3 separate regions of the Homo sapiens genome follow, and all the other regions are linked to region 2. The links are chromatin loops, found by intact Hi-C in ENCODE. Cell type or tissue: sigmoid colon. All regions are shown on one strand.

Region 1 (2,500 bases), 620 kb before region 2:
TTCAAAACCCCTGTCCAGACACATTCACTGGAAATGTTCCTGAAACTCTATGGGGAGCAGCGGCTGTCCCTTCCCCACCTCTGGGGCTGCCTCGTCTACTGATGGAGGAAGTGCTCTTGAGAAACACCCAGTCGTGCCTCACATTTTACAGACTGTCCACAGGCTCCAGGGCTCTGGGTTTGATCAATTCAGAAGGGCCTGACACAGACAATCCAGGTTTGGAGGCCGACAGGGGAAAGAGCCCTGAGATCAAGTGTCAAGCGGGCACAGACTGGCTTAGCCTGGGGCTTCTTGCCAGACACAAACCAGGCCTGAACATGGTGAGGGCTGCTAGGAAGCCAGCCTGGCCAGATGCCAGAGAGGCCTGGGGGGTCTCTTGGGGCTGGCCCAGATCTCTGTCCTCCCCTGCTGCCCTCTGTCTGTGAGGCCACATCTTTAGCCCCAGGCACCGGACTGGTGATGGAAAAAGGGACCATGAGCATACCTCTCTTTTCCAACTTTGCTGAAGAGAGTCCTATTTCCCCATGAGCAGAGAGACTCCCTCACTATTCAAAGTCATATCCTCTGATGCGGGCCCTGTGACAGTTTCACAACATCGAAGGTTTAGCTGGAGTCCTGTGCACGACCACTTTTGAGAGGTTAGTGCAGCACCCACTTCACAGATGGGAAAGTAGTGGTTTGGAGAGGGCTAGGGTCCAGCTGATGGCAGCTCAGCTGTGAGCTGCTGTCTTTCCATTTGATCCAGGTCTTCTGATTCATGGTCCAGTGCTCTTTCAACCAGGCCACTATGGTTCCCATGAAAGCAATGGGTGTTTGCATCCGGCAGAGGGAACATTCCTTTTCATCCTCCTTCCAGAGGGGCTGTGGCCACCCCAAGTCTGGCAGCTTTACGAGAACAGGCTTGTAAACTCAGCAACAGCCTATAATCCTTTTTATGGGGCCTGCTATGGTAATAGACACTCATCGGCTCTCCCAGGCTAAGCCTGGTGGGTGTTGAGGGTGAGTGTCGGAGGGGAGCCAGGCCTCCTGTTAGCTCACCCCACCGCTCTCTGCTTTGGGTAAATGGTCCAAAGGGAGGGGCAGGGCCCACAGGTTTCTGAACAATGCCAGGACTGTCAGCTGGGAGCATTCTGCAGCCTGGTAGAGGAGGAAGCTACAGAGGGAAACAGTGGTCAAATCACCCACCCTGGGCATCTACACTGGCATCACTTTGCACCCAGGAGCTCCAGTAGGGCGGGGAAGAGGGGAAGCATTGTTTACAATTCAAACTCCTGACTCCTCTCCAAAAACCTCCTGATTCAGAATCTCTGAAGGTGTCTCGAGGGATGTGCATTGATTCAGAGCCTTTGAGGCAGGCCAATATTTTATATCCACGCCAGGGAGAAGCAGAGAATAATGTCAGGGAAGTGACAGGACAGTCAGGATGGTAGATTATGCATTTACTCACTCAACAAACATTTGCAGAAATCAGGCCTAGATCTTAGGCCGGGCTGCCCTTTGCCACGGGTGGGTGGGGTCTGACCCCCCTTCACCTGTGGGGTGGCCTTGGACCCTGCCCCTTCCCTCTCTGCCATGGTGTCCTCCTCTGTCAAATGCAGAGTGTCTGTGGTCCTTTCCAGCTCTAGCACTTTTTGATGCCATCAGGGTTTCGAGAATGATGCAGGATGACCTTGTTATCCATTAGCATGCAGGCTATTAAAAGACAGAGAGTAGATCCTGGGGAGACGCTGGGCCCTGGGCTCCAGACCAAGGGCCTTTGCCAGGCATTTCTGTCTGCTCTCCCTCACTGAGGGTGCCTGCTGTGGCTCCACGCCAGGATGGACGGATCTCAGCAGCACCTCCCTGTCTGAGCAGAGTTTGAGAGGACAAGCCATGGGGGTCTGGACACCCTTGCTTTACCATAATCTTATGGCCCCCTAAATGACAACACAGACCATGGAATCCTGGTTTAGGATTTTCAAAGTCAGATCTGGATAAGAGGTTGCTAAATGATATGTATGATACGCCCACATGTTTGTGAACCACATGTTTTTGTGTGTGTGTGTGTGTGTGTGTGTGTGTGTGTGTATGTGTGGTGTGTGTAGAAAAAAAATCTAGGTTGATGCTTCTAGACTTTAAAAATGTCTTGCTTGGCTGGGCACGGTGGCTGACACCTGTAATCCCAACACTTTCGAAGGTTGAGGTGGGCAGATCACCTGAGGTCAGGAGTTCAAGACCAGCCTGGCCAACATGGCAAAAACCCATCTCTACTAAAAATACAGAAAAAAAGTAGCCAGGCATGGTGGCCCACACCTGTAGTTCCAGCTACTCAGGAGGCTGAGGCACAAGAATTTCTTGAGCCCGGGAGGCAGAGATTGTAGTAAGCCGAGATTGTGCCACTGTACTCCAAACTGGGCAATAGAGCAAGACTCTGTCTCAAAAAAAAAAAAAAAAGTATTGCTTTCCTCATTGTAAAGTGCAGATAATAGTAATAAGACTTAACCCAAAGGTTGTTGGGAGG
Region 2 (2,500 bases):
TCTCAGTTAACTGGGGTGGCTTAGCCCCCAAGAAGGCCGTTATGAGCCCTTCAGTTGAGGTTGCTTAGGATAGGGAATTTCTCCTGGATGTGGTGGCCTAGGGGGACTCCCTAAGTTCTATGTCACAGGCATAAAAAAAAATGAGGGTTTGTCTCCCCAGCTCTTCAGCCCAATCCCTGGATTCTGGTAATCCACACACTCCTTAATTCTTGTCTATGCCTACACAGGGTTGATCATGTGCCTGCATTTGTAGGTTTCAACTCTGACCATATGCACATGTATTCACCCTTTCAACTCTTAGGATTTTTGGAAGTGGGGGGAATCTTGTATTCTTTTGTACTCTTAGGTCTACCAACTCTTGAAGGCATTTATGAGATAATGAATTGAATTTTCACTTGCTTGGTCACAAGGTCCCAGGTCACTTTTCTGAGGTGAGTGGGGAGGGAAGAAAGAATTTTAACCCCCTAGGGCTCAGATCAGCTTGTTCTGGCCTCCACAGTTTCTGTGACTACTCCTCTCTGCTGGCTAGAGTCCAACTCCATCTGCAATGATTGTGATGGAGTCCGGACCCTTCTGAGGAACCTCCCCGCTGAACCCAGCTCCCAAGCGCCATTAACACTGACTCCCTACACCCTGGTTCATCCCGACAGGCTCTGGATTCTTATACATAGAAGACTGCTCAGCAGTCGTCGGAGAGCCGCCAAGTCCGTGACAACCTGTAGGCCCATCACAGCTGACGACATCCAGACAGGCTCTCACTGGCAGACTCATCTCTCGCCTTTCCACGGCAACTTCTATTTTGACCACGCACTCACATGGATCCTTCTCTTATTCACTCCTACAGTTTCCAGCCAGACTGGCCCATGGCGGGAGGTGGCTCTGCGAAAGTAAAGAAAACAGAAGGCAACCAATAGCCAGTGTGGCTTTAACCTGAAGAACAGCTGCATGTTCATTGACTGCTTAGTGCATGCTAAATGTTTCACATGCACTTACTCGATTCATCTTGACAACAGCCCTGTGACGTGGGTGCCTTAGTCCATGTTTTTTTTTTTTTTTGGAGGAGGAAGCTGAAGCACAGAGAGGCTAAGTAATTTGCCCCAGGTCACACAGCCAGTGAATAGTAAGCCAGGATTGGCACACAGGTCTCTAATTTTAATCACTTCACACTTAATCCCTAAATTATATGCTCTTTAATTAGGAGAGGGTTTAGGATTAGCCCAGAGCCAGGCTGCTGCAGGGGAGAGGCCCCCCCCTGCTTAGGGGCTGTTGGGGGGTGGAGCTCCAGCTGTCTCTAGGGAACAAACACAGCTGAGAAGGAGAAAGGGGAGGAGTGTCTTCATCGGAAGACACTAAAGAGAGGAAGCAGTGGGAAGAAGTCTGTCTTGTAACACTCAGGAGAGCTCACCAAGCGCCAGGCACAGCGCTGGGCCCCTTCCATCCTGTACCCTGGCACTCCTCAAACCTCATAACTCGTGCAGTCTTTGAAAAAAGTGAAACACTCTCTGGCTTTTGTATTCATTAACATCTCCAACAAGTGACTACTGCAACTAAAATGAATCAAAGCAAAGGAGGAAGGCAGTGCTTTGTGAACCTCATGTCCTCTGCCCCTTCTCCGAGATGCTGTCCAGACACCCCGCTCCCCAGCCAGGAGTGAATTTCACTGAATCCTCCCTGCAAAGATGCCGACAGATCTGCTCATTCTATAGACAAGGGCATTGATATGCCTGTGGCAGAGGTGGCTTTCAGTGAAGGTCTGTGACCCCAAAGCACAAGGTTTCTAATCATGACCCTATACTGCCTGTTGGGGTGACATGGGCCTCTAGCTGACAGACCACTCAGATGACCAAGAAGCCACATCCCTTGCTAAGTGTCAGAAAATTTGGTTTAAGCTGGCAATTTTCCAGGTTGTATACACTGGGGGAAGCACAGAAAGGGGAATGGCTGAGGCTCAGAGAGGGTAAGTAACTTACCAAGGCCACACAGCAATGGCCTTGTCCATGGTGTGTGGCCTCAGGACTGGAACATAAGTCCTGTCTGCCCCTGTGTCTTCCCTGCCCCCCTCCCACGCCAGCACACACCCCACACCTCTGAGATACCAGCCTGGCCTGCTGAATAAGCTCACGCAGACTGGATTCTGATGAGTGTGTTTCGCTTTGCCTGGCAGGCTGCTTAGTGATTGTTCTAAACCTGCGTGTGGGCTTCTCCACTCCCCCAGTCTTCTATTTCTTTCTTCGCCCCCAATGCTTCCCCATCCCTCACCCTCCCCCCACCAGCACCCAGTACAGCAAGCCACACTCAGCAGGTGTTCAATGAACACTTGCTCTGCCAACGAGGCATTGGACCATCTGTAGGGGGCCGGAGTGGGTGTCAGGCTCCCACCCCCACCCCAGCGCCAGCTCCAGGGCCCAGGACGGGAGTCCCTCTGCAGGTGAGCCTGACAGCACTCAGGCTGCCGTCCCACTTGGGGGAGATTGTAAAGACTGTGACTTCCGGGAGGAAG
Region 3 (2,500 bases), 490 kb before region 2:
AGCAGAGCTCCTCTGAGCAGTCATTTTGTCCTCACACCTAACTGGACAAAGGAAACCCAGCCGTCCCCAAAGATCCCTTTATAATCCTGGCTACTGTCCAGGAGGGACCACTTCACAGAAGAAAGATCTTGGGGTCTGAAAACCACTGCCACTTATGACCTGTGTGACTTGGGCAAGTTACTGAACCTGTCTGAGCCTCTGGTCTGCCAGGGATAGGAATACTCACTTCCTGGGCTGGTTGTGAGGATGATGGGGGATGATGTCTGAACATGGCCACTTGTAGTAGTTGCTATTCCCTGGCGGCCACTCCTTCTCCTTACAGACGTCATACTTACTCTTATTTTTGTTTTTATTTTTTTTGAGACAAAGTCTCTGTTGCCCAGGCTGGAGTGCAGTGGCGCAATCTCAGCTCACTGCAACCTCCACCTCCTGGGTTCAAGCGATTCTTGTGCCTCAGCCTCCTGAGTAGCTGGGATTACAGGCACCCACCCCCACGCCTGGCTAATTTTGTATTTTTAGTAGAGATGGGGTTTCACCATGTTGGCCAGGCTGGTCTCGAACTCCTGACCTCAGGTCTTCTGCCAGTCTCGGCCTCCCAAAGTGCTGGGATTACAGGCATGAGATACCGTGCCCGGCCTATACTTATTCTTTTCTAAAAGCTGCCCTTTGCTGAATGCCCCACCGTGAGGCTGAGCAGAGGATGTGTGAGCTGGAAAGTGTAGAAACCCCTTTCCCGGACTTTCTGAAACTGCAACACCGTGGATCTGACTCAGGGTTGCCAAAGAACTCTTTCCACACTTCTGCAATTTCACAAGGATGCCAATGGCCCCATTGCCAAGACGCATAGTTTGTTGGCGGACTGCAGTTAGTGGATGTTCTTCTGGTGAAGGGGTGGCCTAGCTACTGCTGCTTGGGCGCTGAACCTGGTTGGTCTCTTGGGGCATGCCCCGTATTGTTTACTGGGAGGAGACCTGGTCAGGCTGAAACACAGCAGATCCGTGGTAGGAAAGAAGAACAGATGCCGCCTGGCTTTGGGAGAGAATCTCTCTTCTCTTGCTGTTTAGTTCCTGGAGTCTGTGAAGTGCCTGTGGTATGTCAGGCTCTGTGCTGGGAGGTGAGAGAGAGGAAAAACAATAGCTATCCTTGATGTAGTGCAGACTCCCAGGAGGCCTTCCTAGGCCAGGACGGGGTTTGGGCATTGAAGATCTCTGGCTTCCTGGGCACGGGGAAGTCATGTTTTCTCCTCTCTAGGTCTGGGGAGTTGCCCAGGTTGCACTGCCCTGGCTCCCGAGTCACTGCCATCTCTGCAATTCTCAGACCCAGGCCTTGGAGCCCCCTAGACTGGAAGAGCCATTTAGTCTAATCTCCCTACATAGCACTTAAATCCCCCAGGAGTATTTTTTTAGACTTTGCTTCCATGCCGCTTGTGATGGGAAGCTCACTACCACCCAGGCAGCTTTTTCCTAACTTGGGCAGCTTTGCTTCATATTATACCTCCCAAATCTGCCCTTTAAAAAGGCACTTAAAGAAAACTTCCTGTAACAAAGCTGTTAGAGGAAAGAAAACTGGACTGGACCCCTTGGGAGGTCATGAACCCTCCTCATTAGCCACCTTCCCCATCACCGGAGGTGTGTGAAGTGGAAGCTGAGCTCCCACTTGACAAGGAGGATGGAAGATTGTTGATCGTTAGCATGTCCAGAAAAGAGTAGGGAACCTGTGTGTAGCCGGGGAAATTGAAGACTTTCAAGTGGTGCTGGAGGAAGAAGGAGTGAAGCCCGGGCCTCCGGCTTTCCTTTCCCTTTGCTCTGTGGCCTGCCCTTCCCCCTCCATAAGGCAGGGAAACACAAGTGGGCCTGGTGCCGTCCCCTCCACCCCCCCAGCCCAGCTCTGCCCATGCAGCTGTCCCAGGCCAGCTGTCCAGGCCCCAGCTGCCCGGCGGTGCTGGCTCCCTTTGCCCCAAAGGGTCTGAAGGCTGGCGGCTGGCACTCCTGGATTTTCTGGCCTCTGAGTCAGGGTGAGAACAGTCAGCTTCCAGCTTCCCTCTTCCTCCCGGGGCCCTCCCCTCACCTGGGGTCTTTTGGAGTGGAGGGGGCACAGCATGCCCAAGCATGGTTTGTGTCATTTCAGAAGCACAACTTGTGTCATCGGGGAGACTGTGAAAACTTGGAAACAACCTGTGTGTCCAATCTTAGAGTATCAGTTAAATGCTTTTATGGGATGGCCACATCTGAGACTTTAACCTGGGGCCACTGGGGTTCCTGAATGGGTTTCAGAGGTCCATGAACTCCCAGAAATTATTAGCATCACAAAATGCTAACTACACATGAATTTTTTGGGGGACTCTGTGAGCCCCCAAATGTTAATAAGTACTAATAGGATGGAATCCTATGCAACATGTGAAACTATGAAGAGCATTTTATCAACATATAGAGAGTGAAGATTGTAGAATGAAAAAAACAGGCTAGAAAACACTATACAGAATGAGCCCAATTTTGATTAG

The links. Hi-C counts contacts between places; a loop is a spot of excess contacts. Peaks named below come from ENCODE experiments on the same cell type or tissue, not always from the same donor. Only the 100,000 strongest peaks of a DNase experiment are listed, where the experiment ranks them.
Region 1: it touches region 2 in a loop (7-fold over the local background); 1 of 110 quality-filtered maps calls a loop at or near these places.
Region 3: it touches region 2 in a loop (2.3-fold over the local background); 1 of 110 quality-filtered maps calls a loop at or near these places.

What each region holds. Positions count from the first base shown.
Region 1 is chr11:44,453,114-44,455,613 of GRCh38, forward strand. No RefSeq gene overlaps it. Among named protein-coding and RNA genes, the nearest start is that of CD82, 110 kb to the right of the region's middle. In sigmoid colon, no CTCF peak of the experiment used is centred here; DNase peaks (open chromatin) are centred at 358 and 948.
Region 2 is chr11:45,077,852-45,080,351 of GRCh38, forward strand. No RefSeq gene overlaps it. Among named protein-coding and RNA genes, the nearest start is that of PRDM11, 68 kb to the right of the region's middle. RefSeq lists a silencer at 2,218-2,287. In sigmoid colon, no CTCF peak of the experiment used is centred here; DNase peaks (open chromatin) are centred at 720 and 1,420; H3K27ac peaks cover 741 bases.
Region 3 is chr11:44,591,482-44,593,981 of GRCh38, forward strand. All of the region lies in intron 2 of CD82 (CD82 molecule), which reads left to right. Among named protein-coding and RNA genes, the nearest start is that of CD82-AS1, 13 kb to the right of the region's middle. In sigmoid colon, no CTCF peak of the experiment used is centred here; DNase peaks (open chromatin) are centred at 970 and 1,896; H3K27ac peaks cover 954 bases.